2 separate regions of the Mus musculus genome follow, and region 1 is linked to region 2. The links are chromatin loops, found by intact Hi-C in ENCODE. Cell type or tissue: heart. All regions are shown on one strand.

Evidence for each region. Peaks named below come from ENCODE experiments on the same cell type or tissue, not always from the same donor. Only the 100,000 strongest peaks of a DNase experiment are listed, where the experiment ranks them.
Region 1: a loop joins it to region 2, with 5 times the contacts of the local background. A loop is called at or near these places in 5 of 42 quality-filtered maps.

The regions. Positions count from the first base shown.
Region 1 is chr2:118,755,667-118,763,666 of GRCm38, forward strand. It overlaps Ccdc9b (coiled-coil domain containing 9B), which reads right to left and starts at 6,995. Exons shown (of 11, transcript NM_001001982.2): 1 at 6,840-6,995; 2 at 5,979-6,092; 3 at 5,623-5,730; 4 at 4,860-5,015; 5 at 4,655-4,783; 6 at 3,842-4,041; 7 at 3,535-3,590; 8 at 2,924-2,977; 9 at 2,747-2,837; 10 at 2,173-2,212; 11 at 1-2,090. The coding sequence starts at 6,986. The coding sequence ends at 1,548. In heart, CTCF peaks have their summits at 4,384 (motif pointing left) and 5,837 (motif pointing right); DNase peaks (open chromatin) are centred at 5,955, 6,335, 7,025, 7,975 and 2 weaker places; H3K4me3 peaks cover 1,656 bases; H3K27ac peaks cover 3,625 bases; H3K27me3 peaks cover 1,774 bases.
Region 2 is chr2:118,696,981-118,704,980 of GRCm38, forward strand. It overlaps Pak6 (p21 (RAC1) activated kinase 6), which reads left to right. Exons shown (of 11, transcript NM_001033254.3): 11 at 1-1,040. Ankrd63 (ankyrin repeat domain 63) reads right to left here and starts at 6,983. Exons shown (of 1, transcript NM_001081971.1): 1 at 2,123-6,983. The coding sequence starts at 6,458. The coding sequence ends at 5,286. In heart, CTCF peaks have their summits at 3,324 (motif pointing right) and 6,490; DNase peaks (open chromatin) are centred at 3,391, 6,021 and 6,489; H3K4me3 peaks cover 3,855 bases; H3K27ac peaks cover 2,873 bases; H3K27me3 peaks cover 6,823 bases.

The DNA.
Region 1 (8,000 bases), 59 kb after region 2:
TAATCTGAACCCTTCACACTCGAATCCAGAACCTGACTCCTCAAAGGGTTCTTCAGGCCAAAAAGGAGGCCATGGCTCCCTCACCTGGGACATGTTAGAAATGCTAACGTTCAGGCCTTCCCCAGCCCCACTGAGTTCAACCTGTACCACACATCACACAAAAACATGAGAAGAGTTCTCTAAACAGCCTGACTTGCTGAAGAGTCAGTCACCCTTGCCTGAGTAGAGGGAATAGACATGGAACCAAGAGGCAGGAAGGAAGAACAAGGCAGGAACCCAAGTTGAAGGCCTCACGTGTAAAGATGAGGGTTATGGAAGACCCAGTTACCCTTGTAGAGAGGAAGGGAGGAGGGGGCTGCATGGTGCCACCAAGATGCAAAGGGCACATGCCATATCAAAAGAGGGGAGCAGAGGCAGGGTGGGTCTCTTCAGGCACCTACCCTCATCACACCCGGGGCTACCAGGCTTCTACAGATGAGAACAGCACTTGCCATTCAGCCTTGAGCTGTTGGATGACTGAGTGTCTTCCCTCCCTCCGGCTGGCAGAGTCACCCTCGCCCACTGGCTGGATTACTGGGAGAAGATGCTCAGGAAATGTTTGTTGTATCAAAAGGAAGCCACAGCTTGTGCAGAGTCTGGATAATTCACCAGACGTGGGCCTCATGGGAGGGGCCTGGATGGAGTTGGAAAGACACATCCTGATGCACTTAGCTGAGGTTGCTAATCCTCTGACTGTACTGTGTGCTTGCTTTTGCATGGCCTTGGTGAGGGAAAGTGGAGAAGGAAGAGAGGGCAGGAAATGGCCCTGGGCTGCAGGGTCTATTCAGGGCACCCACGATGTCTGATCTGGATATGCGGAGGAAGGCTCAGCACCTACTAGTGAGCTCTCTCATTTTCCCGTGGCAAAAGGAGAATCCTAGCACAGTTCAAAGAGCCCTGCTGGATGCCCTGTCCCCCCAAGAAGCCTTGGGTTTTTCTGTTCCTCTCCATGTGTGTTCCTGTCAGCCATGAGCCCCAAACCACTTTCTCTAGGCCTCAAGCGACTGTTGAAATCCTGGTTTGGCCATCTTAGAAGAGCAGAACTGTGAGTCACCTGGATGAAAGGCATGGTTATCAGAAAGGGGCTAGGCTGGCCATGCCAGCTTTGAGACTGCCTAGAGCTCAGGAGCCTGAAGGCTTGTGACTGGAGAGGGAGAGTTGGCAATGACGAACTATAAGGAGCCAGGAGATCCATGTATTGGGCTCCTACCAAATCTTGCTTGGTGGGAAATGCCTATGGCCTAGGTAAGACCAGGACAGGGATACCAGCCTTGAACAAGAGATCCCAGCCTGGCCAATACACCAAGAGCCTTGACTACATGTAGAAACCCACTAGTGTAGAGGTATGCATAAGAGGCCCTTACATGGTGTCCCTGTGGAATTTTGCTGCATTGCTCAACCAGAAAGGTACCAGACTCCCACCAGCAGCCGTAACTCCCACCACACAGAAGACTCTTGACTGAGTTCTCCCCTTCGCAGCCTAGCTCCCCAACTCTCCTGAGCTCTACTCAGCATCTTCCTGCAGGGCCAGGACCTCCTGCCCTGCTTCTTTTACTTGTGCCTCTTGCCCTTGGGCCAATTCCTCTGGGGGGCCTGCTTCTTGGTGTCAGATTCTCTTGGGCCCCAGCCTTGCCAGCCCTGTCCTCCATGGGCTCTGGGGTCTGTGCTTTCCTCTGTGACTCAGTGCAACTGTGGACTTCCAGCCCAGGCTGGTGGTCAGTGCACCCCAGGGTCTGCTGCTCAGAACCATTTGGCCATGACACTGGACTTTGCTGAGCCCCAGCCTTTGGACCGAGTATACATGTACTTTTTCCAGGCTTGCGGCTGCTAGCTCCTCCCACAGAGAGGTCGAGGGGAGCCAAGTCAGAATGTTGTGGAGAGTCTGGGGCCAAACTGGCTGTAGAGGTCCCCGACTCTCCTTTTAGCCCCTCTGGGGAGGCTGGAATTGGGCTGGTTGCAGGCACGGTCTCTTGTCTGTCTGGCTCCCTTTCATTCCGCTTCTGTACGAATTCTTCCTCTGCACTGGGAGTCTTCGTGCTGCTCTGGCTTCCCTGAAGCAAAAGAATAGCCCAGCTGGGTAGTAAATTTGGGGCTTCTGTCCCCAGCCTGTCCTGTCCTGTCCTAAGTACCTACCTCCTGGCTCTGCAGCATCTCATCTTCTTTCATGTCATACCTGCAGAAACACAGCAAGTAGCAGGGCCTGTTCCAGGCTCCACCTTGCTTCAAGTAACCCCCTTCATAGCTCGTGGCCTGTGCACCCCAGGGAGAAGCTAAAGCCCAGTGGTTTCTGAGTACAGCCAGGGAGGCTTCTAGATGCTTCCTACCCAGCCTGACCTTACTTCTCAATCAAACCTAGCCATTTCCTCTGACTATCCACCCCAGGTCCCCAGCTGCTGTTTATGGCTGAGCCTGCTGCACCTTGAGATCCATGGGGACTCCGGGCATGTTCCTGCATGCTCTGCCTGGGAAAGGCACACCTCACATCCCAGGGGAAGTGTGCTGTTGTAATTACCACAGCCTCTGGGCACCAGGCTCTTAACCACTACCACCTCTGCTGGTGTCCTTTCTTGGTATCTCATTAACCTGTGGCAGGCAACAAGCAACCAGGAATCAGGGGCCCTGGGGATGGAGCAGAGGGACCTGGGCCAGTCCAGGAAATTAGGACACCTACATACCTGCCTTGATTTTGTCCCCTGTCCCCTGTTACCTTCGGGCCCTGCCAGTTAGCCTCTCCTTCCCCTGGGCGTTGCTGCCTATGGTGGATGTCATCGAGGGTCTTCCAGATTGTCCACCCCGACCTGCAAGACATGATGGAGGATGGAGGGCTGTACCAACTGCCTTCACCAGCTGAAGCGATTCTGCTCCTTTCCTGCCCCCAACTCACATTTTCCATCCAGGGATGATGGTGGGTGCTGAGGCTTCTGGTGGGTCCTAGGACCTAAAGGGAAACAAAGTAAATGGGGTGGGAGTGTCAAAGAATCTAAAACAGACACCGGAGCTCTCTAGTACCAGGAAGCTTCCAATGGTCCTTCCTTCCCTTAGGAGTTCTATCTTCCCAAAGCCCACGCTACCTCTGCAGAAAAGCCTCCCCTGGCCTGGGGCCCTGGACTGTGTTTACACTGCCCAGCTAAATGACTCGGTCAGCTCGTTGGCCCCTAGGCTCTGTGTATGAAGAATCACCAGAAAGTCACAGGACTCCTCCCACAGCAAGCTCAGGAGGGCCGACAGGACTTTTACCCCACAAGGAATGACATCTGGAAAGACCTAGTTCGGCTCCCACTGAATCTAGCCCAAGCCGTAGCTCAGAAAACACTAGAGAGTGTGGGAGGGGAAGGAAGGACAGACTTTTTTTCCGTGTCCCTTTTCATCTTTGATGAAGAGACAGGGTAGTAGGATCCTAGACAAGACAAGAGGATCATGGGTTCTGGGCCAGCCTGGGCTAAGACTCTCCAAAAACAAACAAGGCACACGAGCATGAGGTGGGGATCAGCTCACCCTTCCTGCTGCCCATGGCCAGGTCCCTGTCCCTAGGCTTGTGGCAGTTCTGTGGCCTGTGTAGACAGAGAAGGGCATTACGTCACTCGTGGCAATGTGGGTAGAGGCTGCATCAGACTCCACCCAGACACTGTCTCCTCTAACCCCATAGCTCAGGGCAGCACAGAGTTGTGGTCCCAAGAAAGAGGCAGAGCACAAAACCCTGGGACCAGGGTCTGACGAAAAGTCTTTTCCCTCCAAGAGGCACCCATAGTTAGCCCTACCCAAGTCCCACAGTCACAGCAAGCTGCTCAGCCATGCCACCCACATGGACTTGGCTTTGTCCAGGTCCCACGGGCGGCTCCAGTCACCCTGTGGGTTTCTGTGCCGGGCAAGGCGGGCCAGGTCAATCTGCTCTCTCTCTTGTTTCCACTGCGTGTAGTCCCAGCTGGCCTCAGGGGACAGCCCCAAGGACTGTTGGGGAGGTGGACTTGAGACCACGCCTGGACTCCGGGGCTCCAGAACACCCTGCAAGGGGAAGACACTTAATATCATGGGGGAGAAGTAGAGAGAAGATTTGAATGGAGCTCCTCTCTCACGGTCTCTACTTCCCAGTACATAATTAGGTCTGTCTCGTCTCCAGCATGCTGTGCTTGCTGTGGACCTTTTGCACGCATCCACGTGTTCACTTCCAGTTTGAGACAGGTAATTTAACCTCTCTGAGTATTATGTCCTTATCTGTGAAAGGAGGCGTCCCTTTTCTTAGAGTTGTTGGTGTGGATAGACCAGACCGGCCCTAGATAGGAGGGGCACCCATAGGCGGTGAGCAAAATCAAGAACAATTACAAGGGGCTGCTGCCACCTAGAGGTCACAGCTGGCACATAGCCAGTCACCTACACATCCCTCTGACACCTTAGAGTCGAGTCATCGATCATATTATGGCTGGATAATATATCTGGCTTAATTATTTCTTACTGCAAGGCACACCCAAAGCGGATATTGGCCAGAGAAGGGGAAGAAGGTAAGAATTCTCACAGGTGGTGCCTAGGCCAGGTTTGCCCAGGCAAGGGACATACCTTACTTAGTTTCTCTGCCTTCTCCAAATAGGGATTGTGTCCCTACCCCTGCTTGAAGATGTACCTTCCCTGCTGAATCTGAGCTGGAAGTCATCTGCAAGGGTGCACGCCAGCTCCGGCCTCCTCCAGATGTCCCCTTTGCCCTTGGGCTCCGCGCTTGGGTCGTGGGTTTCTCACTTACTATCCTTTTGGCCTGGAGAAGGTATAGATGGGCATCATGGCTGAGCCAAGGGAGGGAGACCTGAGGTCTGGAAGTCTCAACTGCTCACCTTGGCTTTGTTTTCCATGGTGACAGCAAGTTCCACCCGGTGCCCCATGCTGAAAGTACCCGGTGCGTCTGCAGCATCTTCATCATCTGTCAGTGTGGTAGTCACTCCAGGTGAAAGGGGCGCCCTGGCCCAGTTTCTGCTGACCACCCTCTTCTCCTGCAGAGCGAGATGCCTGTGTCCTCAGGCCACATGGGTCATCCTGAGCAGAACCTGGGTGCTGGGTGCTGGGGGGAGGGGTTCCCTAGGTTTGGGTTCCAGCCCTAGGCCTCCCTGGAATGCCCGTGGCAAAGCTTGGCCCTTCAGGAGTTCACATGCCAATGGCATTAGTTATTCAGAGCTCAGAGCCAACAGAGGGATCCAAGATGCCACAAGGGCTTGTCATCTCTGAATCAAAAAAAAAAAAAAAAATCCAGAGTATGCAGACAATATGGCCTTATCTCTAAGACACTGATTCTTTTGCTTACAGCCCAGACTTCTCCCTCCTCTGCTTCCTGCAGGGTTTCGGCCTCAGGGTCTGGGGTAAGGAGAAGGCTGTGCTCTGCACATAGGGTTTACATGCAGAGCTGTAGGACTGGGAAAGTCTGTTCAAAGGTTTCTGTTTGGTAGCCTTTCATCTGTGGCCCTTTGGAGAAGATGGCAATAGCTTGGGAGGTCTGTTGTTGCTGGGAGACACCCAGAAAGGCAATTAGGAGAAATGGGATAGTGTTAACACCCCAGGCATGGTCCAGGCCTCAACCCTGCCTGTCTCCAAGGTGAGACTTACACCGGGAACCTGGCTGATGGTGACCGTGAGGCTGTCGGGTTGGAGGAGCCCTGGAGTGGTCACAGCCATGCCCCCCTGCTCCGCCTGCCGACGATCTTCCTCGATCTCCTGTGGGAGGGCCTGAAGTCAGCAAGGCCATGGCCCCCCAGGCTCACAGACACACAGACACTGACAGGCCTACACAGAAAAACACCAATGGGACACCAGGGGGCAGAGGCACCACATCACCAGTGCCCAAGACTTTGATGGGGGCATGGGCTAAGGCCCTCAGAGAGAACCCACTGTGTAAACAGCCTTTTGAAGGTAGCCAGGGACCCCAGCCACAGGAGTCCTCTCAGCCGACACAACACACTCACCTGGTACCTTCGTAGTAAGGCCTGGTTCTTCTTGCGCAAGGCAACTATCCTACGGTCCAGCTCGGCATCTTTTTCCTCATGCCGGCGCATTGTGGACTCGGCTTTGTGGGGCCCCTGTAGAAGGCATGGAACCCAATACAAGGAACGGATTTTAGCCCCAAGCTACAGCACCCAGGGTGAAAGAGGTTTCTTAGGAAGATGGTCTACAGAGGGCCAAACCCCACCCCAGTGAGGCCTGTCTGCCAGTTTGCCTACTGAGGGCTCAGGTCAGGGTTTCATACCCAGGGCCTCGGCTCCCAGCAGCAGGCTGCCCCTCCCCCTGGCTCCCCAGGGGGTTCTGCTGTGAGCACAGTCTGGAATGAGAGTTAAAAATGGCTCTGGCAGCCGAACCTGCCGTGACTGGGAAGCTGCCAGGGGATTCAGGAGGTCGAGGGGGGACACTTTGCCTCCCAAATCTAGAACCACACACACAGAGACAGGCTTTAGCTTGGTTCTGGCCTCCCAGGCACCGGACCCCACTCCCTAAGCCTGTGCCCAGTCCGAAGGAGAGAGCAGCTCCCACGGGCTCCGCGAGCCCTCCAGGTCTGAGCTGCTGACTGATGGGGCAGGAGAACAGCAGGCCCAGCTGGGAGCAACTCTGGGCCGAGCCATGCCTCTGCATCAAGATCTGCGGTTCTTCTCTGTCTGGCTGTGGGGTCTATGTTTTGCTCAGCGCCTTGCCCGGCCCACCACCTGCCTCCTCGTGGCTCTCTTTCTCCCAGGCCCAGCTGCCACCAGCTGTCCCCAGAATGTGGCTGCTTCGTAGCTTAGCTCCCTCCCATCCTCTAGAAGCCCCCCTGCCAAAGAGGAGGTGCCACTCACGGCCAAATGCATGGAAATACCAGGCGCTGAGAGAATTTCAAAACAGCTCCCGGGAGCCAGAGCTGGAGGGAAGCTGGAGCCACCAGAGCCGGCCCTGTCGGCCTCTCCCTGCCGGCTTCTGCTTCGCTGCTCAGCACAAGAGATCATGTTGTGATTACAAAAGAGCGCTCTGGGCTCCCAGCCAGGAACGCCTAGCCGCCACCCCCACCCTTCCACTCGCAGAGGGCGAGGACCGGGGCACCAGCAGCCGGCTGGTCTTGTCTAGCACATATCCCTGCCCTGCCTCAGTGTCCTCGCACAGGAGATCTAGGCACGAAGGGCCCACTTTCACCTGTGATCCTGAGCCCCAGTAAGACCCGCCCGCCTGTGTGTGCCCACAAATGGGATAGCTGGGTCTTCATCCCTCCCACTAGGAGAAAAAGGCAAGAGATGCAGGTTCCACACGATGGCTGACGGCCCTCCCTCGGGGCGTTTCTCTGCTTTCCTGCTGGCTGTCCAGTCAGCGCATTTAAGTCGTTAGATAAGAGTGAGAAACCTCCTCCCCAAGGCCATCTCACACCACCACAGACCCAAAATGCCACTCTCCCCCATTTGGTTTCTGAGCTGGAATGTGCTTTTCTCTGTACTCCAAGCATGGCCACTCCTGGAGGCCTAACTCTCTGGGTCTCCAGACCCCTACCATGCTAAAAGGAGCCTTTCTATGGGGTCCTTAACCCAGCAGAAGCTGGGAACAGTTAGCAGCCCTCTTCCCTTGGGATCCTCTCACAGAGCCCTTTCATCCTGACACTCCCAGGATAACATTTGCAGACTCTCAGATCCCAAGAAAGGACACAGACTCCTTCCCCAAGTAAGTATCTTCACACAGCCGAGGCCAGTCTCTGCCCAGGGGTGCCTAGGTCAGCTTCAGTTCTTATGTGGTCCTGACTTCCAGGCCTTGACATGAGTGTCACAAACTCTGGCATCCCCTATGTCCCTGACTGACCAGGCCTCAGATATTTCCCCTCACCATAATCTACCCCCACCCCGGTCTCTAGCCACCATGCTAAGGCCCTTTGCTGTCCAGGCTCTCGCCCCTGGCCCCACACCCCCATCTCTGCAGCTCCTGAGTTCCCATCCTGCTTGCAAATGCCACTGTGTACCCTCCTCCCTTCCTGCCGGATG
Region 2 (8,000 bases):
TATTCTCAACTGAAGCTTCAAACCCTGGAGTCCCAGAGGGCCACGGGGAAGGATTTCGCTGCCTGAATCCTTCTTCCTCCTCTGGTCTGACTTCTGGAAGCCCCACTTGCACCTGTTTCCTGTCTGTTCCCTGGCACTGCCTCGCCCTAGAAAACCTCTACGGAACTGTGAATAGCCTGTGTGTAGACCATGAGAGCAGCCAGGGGGGAATCTTCTGAGAGAGAGTGGGGTTGGCAGTAAACGTGGTTCCATTGTCCAGGATGTAGAGAACATTCTCTCTCTCTCTCTCTCTCTCTCTCTCTCTCTCTGTGTGTGTGTGTGTGTGTGTGTGTGTGTGTGTGTGTAAACTTCCCCCAGTGGCCCAGGTCCTTCCAGTCACCCACAGAGAGCCTCAGAAGAGCTGTCCACCTCTTTTCTACCAAGCTCCATTCTGAAGGAATCTGCTTTTTGGACCTGGCTTTCTGCCTCTCAAGTCTCATGTTATTACCTAAACAGGGAAGGGGTGTGTGTATGTCAAGTCTAACACATGCTGGGGGCCCTCAAAGTTTCTGAGTTTCTCCCATACTGAGGCAGGAATAGTAAGGGAATAAACTTTGTTTTACCTGTCAGCAACTTCTTAGCGGCCAGATCAGGGACCCCTCCTTTTCAGAACCCTGGGCTGGGACAGAAAGGTGAACCACCTCCCGGAGGGGGTCCCTCATGCCGAGCGAGGGATGGGCACCTCCTCTGTGAGCCTGCTGCCCCAGCTGTCCTGTTGATACTTCCCTGCCTCCTTGACCTCCCTCCCTTCCCACCTTCCTGGCTGTTGTGAGACAGGGAATGCCAAGGAAGAACTCTAGTGTCTGGACCCGATCCAGATAATATTTTTAGACTCCTCTGTTCCCTGATGACCTGCATTAGGGCAAAAAAAAAAAAAAATTGCAAGGTCTTTTTTTTTTTTTTAAGGGTCAGAGTTTTAAAAAAACAAAAGCATCCTTCCCTAGACATTTTTGTGACTTGTTTGCACTTGTGCCTGTTTTAAATTAAACTAAATGTTCGAACCTTTGGGTTTTTCATTCTCTGGGATTGGAGCCAGGCTTTCTTGGAACTGGATGCCCTTGGAGTGGGTGCCTGGTAGGGCTCCTCTGTGGTTACTTGAATCCACAAATCACCCAGCTTCTTTGGCTTGGACACCTAGAATGAGGGCCGAGGAAGGAGGAGCCGGGACGTGGAAGGCCCTGGGGCTGGAAGAAAGGGCGAAGAAGGCTCTGGTCAGGGCCGAGGAGCCACCAGGCGGAGGTGTGGGGGAGGGCCCTAGCAACCCAAGGCCACAGAGACTGGCCTCATTCAAGGTTGGTTTCTCCCTTCTCCTGGTCTTCAGGCTGCCCATAGAAAGTTCCCCGAAAGCAGCCCATGTTCCTTTCTTAAAACTGAAGGACTCTGACATTTCAAAAGAGTAGGGAAGTGACCAGAGACTTGGGTTCTAGCCCTGGGGTTGGGAAGTGGCAAAAATATCTTTTAACTTTTACTCCGACAGTGATTCCAATCTTCCTTTTCTGAGCTCTATACTCAAAACAGTGCTCATTGAAACCACTTAACTTGGAGCAAGGAGCCAGCCCCAGCCCCAGCCCCAGCCCCAGCCCCAGGCCCAGCCCCAGCCCCAGCCCCAGCCCCAGCCCCAGCCCCAGCCCCAGCCCCAGCCCCAGCCCCCCCAGCCCCAGGCCCAGCCCCAGGCCCAGGCCCAGCCCCAGCCCCAGCCCCAGCCCCAGCCCCAGCCCCAGCCCCAGCCCCAGCCCCAGCCCCAGCCCCAGCCCCAGCCCCAGCCCCAGCCCCAGCCCCAGGCCCAGGCCCAGCCCCAGCCCCAGCCCCAGCCCCAGGCCCAGGCCCAGCCCCAGCCCCAGCCCCAGCCCCAGCCCCAGCCCCAGGCCCAGGCCCAGCCCCAGCCCCAGCCCCAGCCCCAGCCCCAGCCCCAGCCCCAGCAGCGGTTCATTGGTTCATTGAGAAGCAGCCCCCATGACTTGTAGAATGGCCATGGCCAGGGCTGATGAAGGTAGGAAGTACCTCCAAATCAAGTGTGTGCTTCCATCTTTTCAAAGGAAGCCAAGAGGCAGCAGTGAGCAGGAAGGCAAAGAGAGGCCAGGTCTCCAATGCAACAACACTGGGTTTATTAGCTGTGCCTCCCCTGCCAGTCTTTTTCAGCACATCGCTCCAAATGCATGTGCCAACGTCCTTCATACCCTTCCACACCAACCAGCGCTAAGTGCCAGTGGCTGGGGTGACTGACTCTTCACAACGACGATGATGACGACAATAACAGGAAAGGCAGAATATGCAGCAAAGTCTTTTCCTACTGCAGGAGGGGACGAGGGAGGACCACAGCCTCAGTATACCTAGAGCTAACAGGAAGTCCAGAGCGAGTGAAGTGTGCTGGAGTTCTGTACAGAGCCTGCTAAGGCTTAGCTAAGGCTAAGGGCAGACAACAAGGCCCACAACTCAGTTGAGATGGGAAAGATCTACAGTGTATCAGAAAAACCATTTTCAACCACCCATGTTCCAGCAACTCCACAGACCACAGACAAGAGCAATCATTTACCCAACAGAGACTGACCAAAGTGACGTTCCCACAGGGTACATATCAGTGACACTGGATGGTTGGCAGCACCCCTGACACAATGTGTGAGCCAAATGCCACGGTGCTTGTAAGCCAAAAAATTGTATCCTTACACCATTAAAAAAGTCACTAAAAGTAAACATAGTTGAAAATAGAATGTGAGGGACGAAGGGTCAGAGGAAAAACACTATTCACTTGGAGTGTCCCAGCCCTGACCTCCTCTGACTTTTCAGACACTGTGGTATACTGTTCGTCTGCCCCTCGGGGTGAGAAAAGGCAGGTGTATGTGTGCAGGTGTGTGGGACAGAGGCCAGGAGTGTCTGTGTGTGTCCGGGTGGGGTGGGGTGGCAGAGAGATCATCCCAGAATGAATAGCAACTGTCGTAAGACAACACAAATGGTCAGGTCAAGGCTCAGAAGTCATAAGGGTTGGCAGCTCCAGTTGTTCTAAAGACAGCAGGCGATCTTCCAACAGTAGCCTTAGCTTGCAAAATAACTTGGGGTTCTTGGTAAAGGGGTCTTTGCTGGGCTTCTGAGCACTTCTTACCACACCCAGTGCTGACTTTCCTTGTTCACTGTTCCTCACTTCATTGAAGTGAAGTGACTTCAAGTATCCGGATTTAATATTTTACAAGAGGAACACGCTTTATGGGTAAAAAGCACACAGAGGGAGAAGTTACACATCAATGATCTCCCGAAGAAAGCCAAGTCTGAGCTCCCGGGGCGCAGCGGGGAGAATGCAGAGGTGCCACTAGGGGGCAGCAAGGATCACGGTCCCAAATGTGGGCTGGCGCGCGGCCTCGGACGTTAGCGAGGGAGGGCAGGAACTGCGGAGCTCTCTGGCCCCTGCAAAAACTGGTTTCCGACTTCCTACGCTTCAACCGCAGACCCAGTTTCTGAGCACCAGCATTCTCTCTGGGAAGTTCTCTCAGAGATACTGGTGAGAAACCTTTCCACAAAGACGATCTTCCACAAAGATCAACGTCTTCAAAGACTTTATCGCAGACAAGTGAGGGACTTAAATGCTCACTCTTCGGGGTTCACAACTAGAAACCCGAGGTACTATCACGGCCAGAAAACCTTCACTGCTTTGAAGCAGGAGTTTTTACCCCACCCTGCTGGTACAGATTTTCCACCAGGAGTTAGCACTGACACTGGGGTCGTAGAGCATGCAATCTGTCAAACTCCTTTCTTCGCCTTCTCTCTGAGGAGGTACAGTGTTGGAGGGCAGGGGCGGAGATGGAGAGGACAAAAGACTTCGCGGGGAGGGGGCCTAACTACTTCTCCACAGTTGCCTCTGACTCACTAATCTGCCCAGTAATAAAAGCTGGAAGCTGGGCTGGGCCAGCATCCCACGCGGTGGGGCCCAGGCAGGGGTCTTTGGTCTTGATCTAGCATCCATCATCTGCCCTGCCCTCCATTAACAGCCCAGCAAGAAGCAGGAGACGTTTAGCAGCCCCCTCCTATGCTCTCTCGGGAGTTTGATGTAATTTAGACCGGGACCTGCAGTTCGTGTGGGCTCTCGACTCCCGCGCCCGTCGCCGTTTAACGTGGCAAACACTACAGTCAATTATCCCCCTCGCTGAGGTGCTATTTAAAGAGACGTTGTCAGGTTCTTAAGCCTCGGATCAGACCTGCTGCTTTCTGCTTCATACACAAAGGCTCAAAACACGAGTTCTTTTGAGGGTTGGGAGAAATACAATTAAGCAAAAATCCTTCCTAGCTGTTCCACCCTCTTGGAGCACCCACGTGTGGAATGGGGGAGCTGGGAGGAAGGAGGGGGTGGGGTGCTATGTCCTTTCCATTTCAGGCCTCTGGGACTAAGTGGAAATATAAGTAAGGCTGGGCCAGGAGAAGGGAAAACATTGATCCTCAAAGATGAAATTCAAACGCAATCATTTGGGGGGTCAAGCAGGCCCAGAAGCCAAGAGTTAGTAGGGGCTTGGGGAAGCAGTGACCCACCAGTATCAATGAAGTTAGATCCCATAGTCTTGACTGAGACAGAGTCAAAGGAAGTTGATTTCCCAGAAGGGAAAGCTGGTAAACACCTAAAGGGGGCATTGCGTCTCAAAATATTCCTGTTGCCTTGAGTCTCTGCCTCAGAAAACCTTAACCATTGGATTCCTTCATAATCAGCCCTCTTGTCCAAAAAGCTTACGTGGCCACGTTAGTTCCTCCTTTCTTCCAACACTTACAGGGAAGGGAGACTTTGGTAGTTTGTCAAACTATTATGGTCAGCATCAGCAGGCACAGCCGCCTGGGCCCTTGTTCTTCCGAAGCCAGCTCTGCCGTTACCTGGCTGCCAAGGTGATAGGAAAAGTTAAAAATAGGCAAGGGATGCTGCGGGTACCGAGCCTAGGCAGTTGAACCTCAAGGCTGGGGCTGGGCCTGAGCCATCCACCTTTCCGGCTAGAAAGCTGAAGCCCACAGAAGCAGCCGTTGTTCACACCTCCTTTTTCCCCCAGGACAAGGAAATCAAGCTGGAGGAAGGTGGGAGATTTACGTGGGAAATACCAAAGAGCAAAAAGATGGGATCTCTTTCTTACATCTGGTGGAGGACTACAGGAAATCTCCCTTTAGCAGTGGGGACAAAGGGTGGGCAGAAAACTGCAGAGAAAGGGAGGACTTGGAAGAATGGGAGACATCTCAGTAGCTAGAGACAGAGTGAACTTTACAGGGCGCGACCTTCGTGCTCCTTACCGCTGAGCCTGCAGTACCACAGCCTCTGTGCCCGCCTGCCAAGGCTTTGGCCCAGGCACTGAGAAAGGCAGAGCGTTGTTCTCTAATTCTGGGCCACTCTCAGGCCCTGAAGCCTCCCCGACCAGGCTGGGGATGTCTGGAGCTGTGGACCGTCGGCGCAAACCCAGGCGGCCAGAGCCGGGGCAGCCCTCGGGATGAGGACTAAGGCCGACCGGGGCTTGCATTAAGGCCAGTGGCGCTCCCTCCAGCACCTCCTGCGAACGCCACCGCCCACTCCCCGAAGACTGGGGTGAGTTTGGTCGAGCCATCAGAGCTCCTGCCCTAAGGCGTGCTGTCTCCTCCTCGGTCATGGTACCCAGAGCTAGGCTCATGCTCCGGCCCAACTCTGGTCTCTCATTGCCTTGTGCCCTATAACGGACCGAGCCCTTGCCAGCAGAGGCAAGCTCGCCTCCGTGGCCGTGGCCATGGCCGTGACCGTGACCGTGGCCGCCGGCAGCTCGCGCAAACCGTGCCAAAAGAGGGCGCGGTAAACGACGGGGACTGGGTCGTCGCCGCTCTGGGCTGGGCGCCGGGGCAGGGTGGCCAGGGGGACTGTCGGAGTTGGAACCCCGGGCCGCTGCCGCAGCGGCTGCCCGACCCCAAGGCCCGGTGAGGGCTTGCACACAGGTCCCGTGGCCGCGGGAGGCAGCCAGCTGCAGTGCGGTGAGGCCCGCCCGGTTGGTGCGGTCAAGGCGTAAGCCCAGGCGGCGGAAAGAGCGCACCAAGAACTCCAGCACCGCCCCGTGGCCGCACGCCGCCGCCCACATCACCGGGCTGTTGCCCGCCGAGTCCGTCGCCTCCGGATCGCCGCTGAACTGCACCAGGAGCTGCACGGCGTCTAAGTGGCCTCGCTCGCAGGCCAGGCTGAGTGCAGTGCGGCCCCGCTCGTCCCGCAGGTTCACGGCTGCACCTTGCTCCAGCAGCAGTCGCACGAAGCGCGAGCGCATCGCGGGGTCCGGCAGCCCCACGGCCACCATAAGCGGCGTCCGGCCCTGCTCTGCGCGGCAGTCGATGATGCTGCGGTCCAGCGCGTCCAGCACGAAACGGGCCAAGTGCACTTTGCCGGCCTGCATGGCCTCAAGGAAGGTGCGCGTCCCCGCTCGGGGACACAGGTCCTTGGGCTTGAGCATGGCTCCGGCCGCCGCGCCCCGGAAGTCCGACGCACGGGGGCGCCCCTGTTCCCTCACCCCACGGGGCTACGGCCCCGGCCCGGACACCGGTACCGCTCTTTCCAAGCGGCGTGTAGGTGGCTGCAACCAAGTGTCCTGCAGTTCCCGCTCAGGTCTCCCTACCGCTCGGCTGCCTCGCCGCTCCCAGGGCGTCTTGCTTTTCCTCCCTGGCCCCCCACGCCTGGAGGTGTGGGCTGCTGGCTGCTTCGACTCCCGCTCAAGCTCCAAGCTCGGCCTCCTCAACTCTTGGGCCCTCTTCCCTGTATCCGACGCCCCTTGGTCCCTCGTGGCTTGGAGCAACGCCACTCACCCGCACCCCGGGCAGCCCCTGCTCCCCTGTTGAGCGGGTGGCTCCCGCCTGGCGCGCCTGCCTCCTGCCTCGGCGGGGAGCGCCGCTCCTCCAGCTCCCAGAGCCTCTCCCCGCCTCCTCCTTTCTTGCGGGGGCCGGGACGCTTGCTTTTTTACTTGGGGGGCTCGGCGGCTCCTGAGGTGCCCGACGCCTAGATACCTGGCTTTATAGCTTCAGGGGTCTCCATGGCAATGGCTGCTCTGGAAGCAGACTGCACCTTCGGGGCAGAGACGGACAGGGCAAGGGAGACCGCCCCTGACCCCCACCCCTTCGTGGGCCACGAAGTTGGGGAGCGGCTCCTCCTCCGCGCTCCCCTGGGAATGCGGCGGCGGTTGCGGGGCGGGGGTGGAGGCTGCTCGCCGGGGGCCACATGCACCCGGCGGGGCCAATCCTAAAGTCTCAGTCATCTTTCCCCGCCCCCCGCCTCCGCCGGAATCGGTAGCCTCCGCTGCTTAGAAACTGGCGGGAGCTCCTGCCATCGGTTTTAGGTTAAAGGGACTGGGACCCCACGAGGACAGGACTGGACAGTGCACCAGCTTGAGGTGGGCAAGAGACAGAGGAAAAGTAATTTGGGGTATGAGGCATTTGTGCTCCGGACTGAGGGCGCTCAGTCTGGCTGATAACTGCCATCTAAAGTGCAGCGAATCACAGCCACACACAATTGTGCCTCCCGCACGCGCTCACTCAGAGAAGGGCGGGGGTGCATTCTCCAATCTCAGACGTCTCCAAACCTGACAGCGCGCCCGCGTGCCAGCTCCACGGTTGATCGGTCGCTGTGGAGCAAGTTGACTTAGACACTGGCCGCTCTGACCCAGGGCAGGTGCCTTAGGACCCGAGAGTATGCAGGCATTTGGACTTCCCAGGCACTACCTCCTATCTCCTCAAAGATGGGCTAGTTAGGGTCTAGGAAAGGACAAAAGACACAAGCAAGAATTCCCTGACAGGGCTGGGTTCTCTTGAGCACAAAACCATCTTTAGGCCACAGAGCGCTAGACCTGGCCCCTACAGAAAGGAGACAGCCTGAGATTTTTTTTTTTTTTCAATCAGATGTGTGGAAAACCTACTTCCTTTGGACAATCAGCTCATGGGCGCTAGAGACGGGGAATACTGAAGGCCTAGCAGAGTCTTACAATGAGTGCCCCACAAGCTCCCAG